2 separate regions of the Homo sapiens genome follow, and region 1 is linked to region 2. The links are chromatin contacts, found by Hi-C in ENCODE. All regions are on one chromosome and are shown on one strand. Each heading gives the region's core, a stretch centred on a gene start or an enhancer-like site at or near the end of the contact. The rest is flanking DNA. Distances are from core to core; before and after follow the strand shown.

Region 1 (5,951 bases), core at 1,688-4,187, 360 kb before region 2:
TCAGTTTGCTGGGGCTGCCAGGCTTGGGGGCTTCAACAAGGATTTATTGTCTCACAGTTCTGGAGGCTGGAAGTCTCAGGTCAGGGCATCAGCAGGGTGGGCTCCTTCTGGGGCTGTGAGGGAGAATCTGTCCCAGGCTGTCCCCTGACTTCTGGTGATTTGCTGACAATGTTTGGTGCCCTTTGGCTTGTGAAGCATCGCCCCAGTTTCTGCCTTTATCTTAACATGGCACCCTCCCTGCTTGTCAGTGTCCAAATTTCCTCCACTTAAACATTTTAATTAATTGGCTGGGCATGGTGGCTCACGCCTGTAATCCCAGCACTTTGGGAGGCCGAGGCGGGCGGATCATCTGAGGTCGGGAATTCGAGACCAGCCTGGCCAACATGGAGAAACCCGTCTCTACTAAAAATACAAAATTAGCCGGGCATGGTGGCACATGCCTGTAATCCCACCTATTCGGGAGGCTGAGGCAGGAGAATCTCTTGAACCTGGGACACTGAGGTTGCGGTGAGCCAAGATGGCACCATTGCATTCTAGCCTGGGCAACAAGAGTGAAACTCCGTCTCAAAAAATTTTTTTAAATTAATTTATATATGTGTATTTATTTATTCATTTATTTATTTTAGAGACAGGGTCTCACTCTGCACCCAGGCTGGCATGCAGTGGCACAATCATAGCTCACTGCAACCTGAAACTCTGGGGCTCAAGCCATCCTCCCTCTTCAGCCTCCCAGAGAGCTGGGATTACAGGTGTGAGCCACCATGCCCAGCTGAAATTTTCCCTTTTTACAAGGATATCAGTTATACTGGATTAACGTCCCCCCTAATGACCTCATCTTATGACTTTATCATCTGCAAAGACCCTATTTCCAAATAAGGTCACATTCACAGGTCCTGGTGGTTATAGGATTTCCACATCTTTTGGGAGAGACACAATGCAACCCATAACAACCTGTAACCCAATGTGCTGTCCCAAAGAACTACAACACCAGGGGGATGCTGAGGTTCAGAGAGTGTCCTTGCCCTGGTGGTAGGGCTGGGACGCAGCAGGACTGGGGAGGCGGGACCCACTGCTGCTAGACACTGCAGCACTCTTAGACACAGCTCGGCCACCTGAGCAGGTGATCATTTCCCAGTTCCGCTCTGCAGACCCTTTTTTTTTTTCCCAGTAGAGATGAAGTTTCACTATGTTGGCCAGGCTGGTTTTGCACTCCTGACCTCAAATGACCTGGCCGCCTTGGTCTCCCAAAGTGCTGGGATTACAGGCGTGAGCCACAGTGCCCGGCCCCACTTTGCAGATTTAAAAACAAGACATCTGGAAGCTCAGAGAAGTTAAACTCACCCCAGGTCTTACAGCCAAACTCTGGCTTGCCTGACCTGATGTCAGGAGGCTTTCTTAGTGCAAGAAAGGAAGGGCAGGGCAAGCCTTAGCCGAATGTTTATCTCTAAGAGGCTTCTGACTCTCCTGGGCGCCTCCGGTTCCTTCTCCCAGGAAGGCATGTGGCCGAGCTGGGCTTGGGTGACTCATGGTCCTAGAGTGATGAGTGAGAAACAGGCACTGTGAGAGTCATGGTAGGACCTGGCCAGAACTTCGTCCCCTAAGTCCTGGACTTGGTCCCTCCTTTGGGATTAGTTGGGGTCTCACAGAGCCTCCCACATCCTGGGCAAGTTACAGCACATGCTACAGGATCTTTGCAGAAATGTAAACAAACTCTTTCTTCTTTTTTTTTTCCAGCCACCAGTAGAATTTAGAATTTATTTATTTATTATTTTATTTATTTATTTATTTATTTATTTATTTGAGACGGAGTCTCACTCTGTTGCCAGGCTGGAGTGCAATGGCGCAATCTCGGCTCATTGCAACCTCCACCTCCCTGGTTCAAGCGATTCTCCTGCCTCAGCCTCCTGAGTAGCTGGGACTACAGGCAAGCGCCACCATGTCCAGCTAATTTTTGCATTTTTAGCAGAGACAGGGTTTCACCATGTTGGCCAGGATGGTCTCGATCTCTTGCCCTCATAATCCGCCCACCTCGGCCTCCCAAAGTGCTGGGATTACAGGTGTGAGCCACCGTGCCCGGCCTTAGAATTTATTATGAAATTAGACATGAGGTTCCAAAAAGTAACTAGAAGATTTTTTACTTTTTATTTTTTGAGAAAGGGTCTCACTCTGTCGCCTAGGCTGGAATGCAGTGGCACAGTCGTAGCTCACTGCAGCTTCAAACTCCTGGACTCAAATGATCCTCCTGCCTTGTCCTTTCAAGGTGCTGGGATTACAGGCATGAGCCACTAATCCTGGCTAATAATTTTTCTTGACATATTAAAATTCTGTTTCTTAAATAGCATTTCCTCTCATTTTGGATGGGTGCACGAACCTTGGGTGGGATATCCTTGGGAGGTGACATCATGCACACAGAAGGCAGGAGCCCTAAGGGGGTTGGGGATGGCTCCAGAATGGGGTCTGAGAAGGAGATGGAGAAGCCTGTTCACGCAACACTTCATAGTGGCTTGCTTTCCGCAGGGTCATTGGCAGGGCGGTCCCTAGGCCTGGAGCGCTCTTCCCGCCCATCCCCAGGCCCTGCTCCAGGTCGGCCTCCTGGGAACCATCCCGTCTCGCCAGCACACCCTGTCCCGAGGCCGCCTCTGACCTCCAGGCTGGGCCTGGTCCCCACGGCGCTTAGCGCAATCATGACTTAAACACCTATTACAGGACGCTCAGTCTTTAGTGCTTGTCTCCCCGCGGCTGGGCTGACTACTCCCAGCACGGCCACTGAACGCTTGGCCGCGCGATGCTCCGGAGCGCGGGTCGCCATTGGGTTGAACTACAGCTCCCAGCATGCTCCGGGCCGGCGACATCCGGAGCCCCTGGTAGTTGCCTAGCGACCGGGCGTGTCCCGGAAGACGGGCCCGGCGTGGGGCGCGACTTCCGGGGCGGCGGTTGCATCAGATTCTAGGAAGTGTCTGTAGCCGCAGCTGCGGGTCCGGGATTCCCAGCCATGGCAGATTCCTCCGGGCAGCAGGGTGAGCGGCGCGGCCGGGCCAGGCTGAGGGCGGCTGGGGGCCTGACTGGGCGCTGGGTGCTCGGCTCGAAGGGCAGCGAGTCCTTATGTCTGAGGGGCCCGGGTGCATGGGTTCTGAGGGGCAGCTGTGTCCGTGGTCTGAGGGGCGGCAGTGCCCGAGGTCTGAGGGGTGTCAGTGCGCGGGGTCTGAGGGACGGCACGTCCTTGGGTCCGAGGGGCGGGGGTGCTCGGGGTCTGAGGGGTGTCAGTGCCCGGGGTCTGAGGGACGGCGGGTCCTGAGGTTCGAGGGGTGGCACGTCCTAGGATCCGAAGGACAACGGGTGCCCGGCTCCGAGGGACGGCCACTGGGACCCCTGGGACTCCTGCGTGAGGGTCTGCCAGACCCGTGGCTGGAGCACAGACCCCGCGGGGACCCGAGCCCGAGCGGGGCGCTGCCCAGACCACCCAGCCTCAGTTTCCTCACTTGGTTCCTGCCGAGGTCCCCTTGCATCCTCACCCCGGGAGGTGGCCCTACATCAAACAGCCTTTCCCCAGCCGGTGCCTGGGCGGGCCCTCGCTCCCTCTTGCCCCAGCTGGCCTTTAGGGGGGAGACAAAGGCCCAAGGGTTGTTTTGGTTTTCTGCCCAGACCTGGCAGCTTCCGGGAGGTGGGCGGAGGGCACCTGAGGTTGGTATTTAGGGAAATGGGGCAGAGGACGCCAGGGGTACGCGTACACACAGTAAAAGGGCTTGGGGCTTTACGAAGGCTTTCATCTCCAGTTCCGCAGGCAGTCCACTGCAAGCTGATTGTCAGAGCATTACTGCCCCATTTTATTGCCAACCCGGGAGGTTCCCCAGGGACACAGCTGTGTCAGCTCCCCCAGTCACTCATGTCACCAGCGGGTAGACCTTGAGAGACCAGTGGGTTCTTCTCTCACTGTCCCTCCAGCAAGATTTTAGGTGCTGGAAAGGCAAGAGACTGAATCAGAAAGCCCAGATTCCTAACAGTCTGGAGCAGCCTTTCCAAAGGAAACATTCTCAGTATCTAGTTTTTAATTCTTTTGGCTGGCAAAAATTAGATGCAAGTTCTTGTAAGACACCTCCAGCCCCCACCCTCAGTTTAGATCGTACCAAGATTTCCTTAGCATCTGGTGGTGCCCTTTGCCCCTGAGGGTTTATTGGGTTATAGATAGGTAGTTATGACAACCCGAGTAATCTGGCGGCATGGGGACACCCAGATGACAGGGCTACACTCTTGTGCCAAGTGGCAGGAGGTGGTCACCTTCCAGGCACGCCGCCTACCACCCTACCTGTGTGCCTGGATTCCAGCACCATCTCCACCCGTCCCAGAGCCAAGCGGCCCTCAGAAGTCACCCAGATTCCTGTAAAACAGCATCATAGTTAACAGCCCCAACTCTGGAACCACCCTGGAAGGGCCAGGGTTCCAACTCTGCCTCCCGCCCCACAGCAAACCATGCGTAATGGCTCCTACCTTGGAGCATGGAGTGTAAATGAATTAATAGATGGGAAGGACGTAGAACAGTGCCTGGCACTCAATTAAGTGCTGTGTCTGTGCTGAAAGTTAGGGCCTGTTTGTTTTCAAACTAAAAATGTGTTTTTGTTCATTTGTGAACGTAAATGACGTATTAGTAGTGTTTTGTATCTTGTTTTTAAAAATAGCTTTAGAATTTTAGGTTTTCAGAGCCTTGTAAGAATTGCCTTCTTTTTGGAGCTTGCCATATAGGTTGGGATTGCCCTCTCCGGGCTGTCAGGGCAGCAGGCAGATTGCCCAGTCCTCAGCCTGCGCACAGCATCTCCAGCCAGTGTTCTTCTGCCCCAGGGCATGGCCCACCTGCCTTTACTATCGCCTCCTCCCATCACACACACACTCTCAAAGATGAGAACAGGAAATAAAATCCAATCGTAGGCCAGGCGCAGTGGCTCACACCTGTAATCCCAGCACTTTGGGAGGCCGAGGCAGGCAGATCACGAGGTCAGGAGATCGAGACCATGGTGAAACCCTGTCTCTACTAAAAATAAAAAAAAAATTAGCCGGGCGCGGTGGCGGGCGCCTGACTACTCGGAGGCTGAGGCCGGAGAATGATGTGAACCCAGGAGGCGGAGCTTGCAGTGAGTCGAGATTGCGCCACTGCACTCCAGCCTGGGCGACAGAGCGAGACTCCGTCTCAAAAAAAAAAAAATCCAATCGTAAATGCTTTCAGTGACCATCTTCCCAGATTTTTCAAGGAGGCCATCATTTTTGTACCATCTTCCCTAAGTTGACTCAGAAGGTCTATTTCTCTTTCCTGATCTCACTGGGTGTACAGCTTTTCCTTTGCGGTCTTGAAGGTGCATAGGCTTGGTGCCTGTCCAAGAGCCTGATTATTTCAGAAGGATGAGTTTCATTTCTGAGGTTTCTGGGGTAGATGGAGCCTACCTCAGGGCCTTTCCGCACAGACTTGGGATACCACTTGGTCGGCTGCTCATCAGGTCAGACTTATAGTTTAATTTTTATACAGTTTAATTCAAGGGTCTTCATAATAACACAGCCAGCATTTTTTCAGCATGAGTCTGTGCCAGGCACTGCTCTAAATGCTTTGCATCTGTTATCTCCTGCCACCCTTGGGGGAACCCCTTTGAGGAAGATCCTGCCGGCATCTTGTACAGATGAGAATCCTGAGGTTCAGAGAAGTCAAGCAATCTGTCCACCATCACGACTAGCCAGAGGCACAGCCAGGCTCCCAACCTGGGCAGCCTGACTCAATAGGGACCTTAACTGCTGTGCTGTGCTGCCTTTGATGATTCTCTTCAGACTCACAATAGCTCAACCCAGTGAGTTAAGGCAGACGAGAATAAAGCTGATGCCCTTCGATGTTTTCCCCAGAGCCACATGAAATGTTTGCTCCTCTATGAACTCAGGTACCATGTTTCCGGGTATTTGAAGAGCCTTAGGCAGTA
Region 2 (6,093 bases), core at 2,762-5,261:
ACCCTGAGGTCCTAACCACCCCCACTCCCCCACGTTCCTGTCCACTCCTGAGAGCAGCGTGGGGTGGGGCCTTTCTTCAGATGGACTGCGGAGGCTGCCACGTGGCCCTGGGCCTCTCAGCTTCCGAGGGAAGCAGCAACTTGGGAACCTGGCTGGGTCTGAAGATGGTTCCACCCTTAGACTCCGAGGGTGGGGGCAGGGTAGGGAGAGAATTGAGGCCCACAGAACTCCTTGGCCAGGGCCTGCCACACATCCTGCTGCTTGGGTGAGGGGCTCCCACAGCAGTTCTTTCTCCTGCCTTGCACTGCAGAAGAGGACTGGTGTTTCCCCTGGGACACCGCCGGGGCTCTGGGCCCCATCTGCACTTCTGTGCTGGCAAATGCAAAAGAATTAGCTCAGCAACTTCCTCCCCTAATCCCCCACCCCCACTCTAAATACCTTGGAATCAAGAGAAAAGCCGAGTGGACGTTTTGAGCCTAATTCTCTTCAGCTGTGAGTGCGTGTGTGCGTGCGTGCTCTCGGGTGCACAGGCTTGCAAGGGAACCTTTTGAACCCCAAAGAGTAAAGCTGGAGGGAGTGCAAGGAACGCTAGCTCAGCCCCTACCATGTACAGATGAGGCAAACCAGACACAAAAGGAGAATGGGACCTGCCCTCTGTCACGTGGGGAGCTCAGGGAGTGGCCACCAGGTGCCCAGGCTCTCTGTCTCACACCCACCCCTGCAGCCTTGAGTCCCAAGAAGGTGACAAGGTGCAGGCGCCAAATTTCAAAGCCTTCCACAACCCACAGAACAATTCAGAAAGGGAGCTGGCCGTGACTGCAGCCCCCTCCCAGAATTCTGCCATGGTGCCCAAGGCCAGCCCTGGGCTCACCTCCCAGCCTGCCTGGCAGCCCCCATCTGCCTCTGGGGCTGGCCTGGAGTCCGCCCAGCCTCACATGCTTCTCTAGCCAATTCCCACGTGTCTCTTGTCGCCCGACGAGACAACAAACCCCTCTCAGTCTCGGCCTGTTTTCCTCTCCACTCTTCCCCCAAAGGACTAGAGGAGGCGGGAGTGGGGGCACACAACAGGTGCGCTGGGCTGGCAGGCGGCGCTGGCTGATTGACGGCACCCCGTGTGTGGCGAGGGGGTGAGGAGCAGAGGACATAGGACACAGAACTGTCCTTCCTGACCACGTCTGGTGAGCTGGTCACAAACAATAGTGACAGGCTCCTTGGCCTGGCAACCCCACTGCTAAGAGTACTCAAGGAGACCTCACACAAGCACACAAGGTGAGGTGCCCATGGAATATCACAGGCGGGGAATTTGTCAGGGAAAAATCCAAGTGCCCAGGAGCTTGGGGTCTGAGGTTCCAGGGTTAGGTAGAGGGTGGAGGCAAGCCCAGAACATGAAAATCTATATAAATGAATCAACTACTTGTAAGATATGTCCCCATCCAGGCCCACAATTAGAACCCACAGTTTTGTTAAGTGTAAGACCAAATAAGCTCAATTTTCATGACTTTACAAATCAGTTTTCAAGATAAAAATCCTAACCAACACCCTTTGTCACTCTTTAGTAGGAGGGTGGACACCATTTTAAGTGAAATTGATTTAGGGAGCTTTTCAGCCTGTGTTCGACATCCTTGGAGAACACAACAACAAAGGCTGGGAGACAGCTCTGTGTCCAAGAGCGAGGACTGAAGGAGTCCACCAGGCTACCTCCTCCATCTGATGCAGCTAACAAAGGCCCAAAGAAAAATGGCCACGTTTCGAAAATCTGTCTTTCCCACCAGAATGTAAACCCCACATGAGTGGGACTTTTATTCTGGTGAAATCTGTGAAATGACTCTGAAGACCTGGGATCCTGCTCCCCTGACCTCCTGGGGAGGTAGAAATGGACATGCAGGGAGGGTGATCAGGGGAGGATTCTGGCCTCCTGAGGAAGGCTGAGGAAGGCCAGAGGAGGCCTGGGGGCCACAGTGAGGCTGGAATTGAGCTGCACCCCAAGCAGCAAAAAGGAGCAGGACAGGGGCCTGAGGCCACCCTCAACTCAACATTCCTGACCCTGTCTTCTCACATAATCTCTCTCGTTTCCTATCTCAATGGCTCCAAGAGGCTGTCAGCATCACCTCCATCCTACAGGCGGGGAAATGAGACTTGCAGGTATCTCTGCATTGCAGAGTCCAGGCCAGGGTCAGGACTCCAGCCCTGCCCTGCTCTTTTTGGTCAGGGGCAGAGAATAATAGTGGTCACTGAGTGGGAGTTGTGATCCTTTGGATGTCAAGAGAGAGGCTGGGCACAGAGGAAGCAGGCAGACAGGCAGCTGATAATCTGTCCTGAGGAGGCAGGAAGGTGGGAAAGCCACTTGGGAGCTGAAGTTCCAAGCTCCATTTTCCCCTCAGACTTCACTTCTAAAACACAAGTTCAAAGATAGTAACTATCAAGAATTTCAAGACAGTGACATTATAGCGTGAAACCCTGAGTCTGGGGTGCACCTGAGCACTGGCTCTGAGTGATGGCACTGGTTGCACAGCTGCCTCTCGGACAGGCAGATGACAAAAACTTCCCAGCTAGATAGTGAGGGTGGACTGCGCCCTCTGATCAGACACATGAACTCCCTGGGCCAGTGCGAAGGGACAGGCGCCCAGGGGATGTGTCACTTGTGCCCAGATTGCCTGTGGGCTGAGCAGGAGGCAGGGAGTGGACTCATCTGGGCGTCGTTGCTGAAGGCCTGAAAGGAATCACTTGCTGCCTGAAAAAATGACACCATTTTCTCTTTCTCTTCTGGGCTGAAGAACAACAAAACCCCCAACCCGGTCACCCTTGGAGAGAGATTCCTGGCTCTCCCGTAGACGTATATTTTCGGCAGAGGCAGTGAAGATGAATGGCCTCCTTGCGTGCCTTGGTGGGGGGACGGCTGGCTCGCTTGGCTGGCTCCAGCCTCCCCCTTCCTCCTGTGTTTGAGGTCAACCCTGGGTTGGGGTTGTAACAACTTTCGAGAACATACCCAGAGTCCTGCATTCCAACACTGTTTTTGCAGTCCACATGGAAGGGCCAAACGGCCCCCAGCCTTGCCAGGGAAGCCTCAGGGTGTGAACTTCTAGAGGGGGCTTTTGTGACCCAGGCTTTTGTCCCCGGAGTTTATGGCAATGCTTGGCATTCAGAAGGCGCGCGCCAGCGGCGCGGAGGGGACGGACAAGGGGAGGGGCCGGCAGACGCGGTCAAGTGTCACGCCCGGATGGGGGATGGGAGGTGGGCAGGGCGGGCCCGGCCGGGCGCTGGCAGGCGCGGGGCGCCCTCGGCGCTGCCCTTTGCCAGGTGGGTGGCCTGGCATGTCCCGGCCACCCCTGCCACTCACCCCCTGAGGTCCCAAGTCCTCAGGGGTGAGCGGCAGACACGGGTGTTCCAGGCACAGCAGTGGGGGCTTCAGAACATCCCGATCCCCTGCATGGACCCGCTGGGAGGGGGGAAAACGCCTCCCGCACCCGGTGCCACGGCGGTGGAGACCTTGCCCGGGTTCGAGGGTCGCTGCAGCGGCGCCGGCGGAGGGGCTGGTCTCGGGCGTGGCCTGGACGCCCACAGGCCTCCACACCGAGGGCCCACAGCAGTGTCGGGGTGCGGCCGCTGTCCTCACGCGGTCACCCCGGGGTGGTGAACACATCACGCAGAGAACTGGCCCGTGTCTCCAGCTCACCCCGGCGATGCCAACGCTGAGGCTGGCGCTGGCCCCGGCCCCCGGTGGTGCTCAGGGACGACGGGTGGGGGCAGGGAGGGCGGCGGCTCGCGCCACCTCACACCCAGCCAGTGCCTCATGCGGCGCTGGACCCGCTGGGCCAATCTGAGCCCGGGTGGCATCAAAACGAGACTCTTTCGGCCAATGACAGGACACGGCACATCACTTTCCGCACCCAGCCAATCCGTGCAGCAGCCCGCCGCAAGCCTTCCCCTGCTGCCGCCCAATCAGCAGGTGGGGGGCGGTCGCCACGTCGGCAGCGGCGGGGGCAGTCGGAGCGCTGCCGCAGTCTCCAGGCAGAACGGTCGCCGCGTCGCCTCAGCACGGACCTCCAGGGAGCTCCTCAGCAAGATCCTGCCAGGGCGCCCCTCAGCGCGATTCTGCCGGGGTGCCTCTCAGCGTGGTCCTCCCCGGGGCTCCTCAGCACGATTCTCCCGGTGCGCCCCTCAGCGCGGTCCTCCTCGGTGCGTCAGTCATCGTGGTTCTCCCCGGCGCGCCCCTCGGCGCGGTTCTCCTCGGGGCTCCTCAGCGCGGCGCTCTTCTGGGGGCTCCTCGGCGCAGTTCTCCCCGGGGACTCCTCGGCGCCGTTCTCCTCGGGGCACCCGGGGCTTTTCGGCGCGGTTCTCCCCGGGGGTTCTTCGGCGCGGTTGTCCCCGGGGGTTCTTCGGCGCGGTTCTCTCCGGGGGCCTCTCGCCGCGGTTCTGTTCTCCCCGGGGGCTCCTCAGCATGGTTCTCCTCCGCGCGGTCCTCCCTGGGCCTCCTCAGCGCGGCACTCTCCTGGGGGCTCCTCAGCGCGGCACTCTCCCCGGGGGCTCCTCAGCGCGGCACTCTCCCGGCGGCTCCTCAGTGCGGTTCTCCCAGACTCTCCTCAGCGCGGCCCTCCCCATCTCTCTGGGAGGGTTTGAACACGGTCAGCACGGACCTGGGCGGACGGCGCGGGACGGGTGATCACTGGCGTTGCTGAGGTGAGCTGTGTGCCCCGCGGCCGTCCCAGATCACAGGCGTCAGCAGTGCAGCCTGGCCTGGGCAGTGCGCTCCCATCTGCACCTTATGGACAGCGTGGCCAGGGTCGAGGTCCGAGTTCCTGGCCGCGTCCCAAGGATCGGATTCCGGGTCTATAGTTCTCATGGTGGTTCAGAGTGGGCTGAATTGGGATTGGAGTCTGGAATCCGCATCGTGGTTCTGAGTCCGCGCTATTGGGATGGAAGTTGGGAATCCATGTTGTGGTTTTGAGTCAAAGCCCGAATTGGGACCGGAGTCGGAAATCCACTTAGTGGTTCTGAGTCAGGGCCCGAATTAGGATCGGAGGTGGGAATCCCCGTTGTGGTTCTGAGTTAGGTATCCTAGTTGGGATCAGAATTCGGGTCTAGGGTCCACATCCTGGCTGGGAGTTTGCCTGAGTTGGGATCTGAGTAGTTGGGGTCCCAGTCAGTCCGGGTCTGGAGTCCGCATGGTGGTTTTAGGTAGGGCCTCATTAGGGACAGAGGATCGGGAGTCTGAGTTGGGGACCTGAATCCCGGTCTGGAGTCTGCATCATGGCTCTGAGTTGAGATCCAAGGGAGGTCCGAGTTGGCGACTGGAGTCAGGGTCTGGAGTCTGTCTTTGGGTAGAGGTTCTGAATGGGGGGCTCTGAGTTAAGAGATTGGGATTGGGGTTAGAGGTCTCAGTGGGGTATGGGAGTCAGGAATTGAAGTCGAAGTTCTGCCTCTAGGTGGGGATTCTGAGTCAGGAATTAGGGGGCGAAGTAAAGGTTGCAGTCTGAGTTGGGGGTGGTGATCACCTGCCAGGTGAGAGGTAGTGGTAGAAGTCTCTTGGTCATATTGGAGATGAGAGTTGATCAGATGCAGGTCTCAGTCTGGGTAGTAGGCTTGAAGGGCCACCACTATGTTCAGATCCCAGTACCCCACTGTGGTCCCTGAGCAGGTCAAATAGCCTTTTATATAAAATTGAGAGTAAGAGTGCCTTCCCACAGCACTGTTCTGGTTATGAAAGAGAATAATTCATCCAGGTAGAATAGTTCTGTCTTAGATTATCACAAAGTATAAAAACTTTCCTGATAATATCCACATTTGATGTGCATTTACCAGTTCTTTCTTTACTGTGGTGCCCCTTTTGCTAGACCAAAAGCTCCCAACGAGGAACTCTGTTTTGTTTTCTGCTGCCTGCTCTGTACCCAGCCAAGAGCCTGATACACAGCCTTACTCAGTCAGTACTTGAAGGAAAGCAGGCAGGCAGGATTAACCAGATTTCTATGGTGTCTCAAATGATCCATTTCTGCACCTGTTTTCCAGATACTCAGTAGGAGAAAAATTTAAGGATTGAGTTGCTTGATTATGGGTGTATTTTAATGTGTTTCCTAACATGCTGAGGAGAAAAGTGGG

The links. Hi-C counts contacts between places; a loop is a spot of excess contacts on that map. Pooled maps may share reads with other maps.
Region 1: a map with no recorded cell type shows a loop between it and region 2 (15-fold over the local background). The contact joins the promoter of CARS1 here to the promoter of KCNQ1OT1 in region 2. A Hi-C loop is called at or near these places in 3 of 37 single-sample maps with no recorded cell type and 7 of 50 pooled maps.

What each region holds. Positions count from the first base shown.
Region 1 is chr11:3,054,409-3,060,359 of GRCh38, reverse strand. It overlaps CARS1 (cysteinyl-tRNA synthetase 1), which reads left to right and starts at 2,937. Exons shown (of 23, transcript NM_001014437.3): 1 at 2,937-3,017. The coding sequence starts at 2,993. It overlaps LOC124902615 (a long non-coding RNA gene), which reads right to left and starts at 1,736. Exons shown (of 2, transcript XR_007062555.1): 1 at 1,342-1,736. RefSeq lists an enhancer at 2,751-3,283.
Region 2 is chr11:2,697,912-2,704,004 of GRCh38, reverse strand. It overlaps KCNQ1OT1 (KCNQ1 opposite strand/antisense transcript 1), which reads left to right and starts at 4,011. Exons shown (of 1, transcript NR_002728.4): 1 at 4,011-6,093. All of the region lies in intron 11 of KCNQ1 (potassium voltage-gated channel subfamily Q member 1), which reads right to left. RefSeq lists silencers at 3,528-3,597, 3,608-3,877 and an enhancer at 2,571-3,810.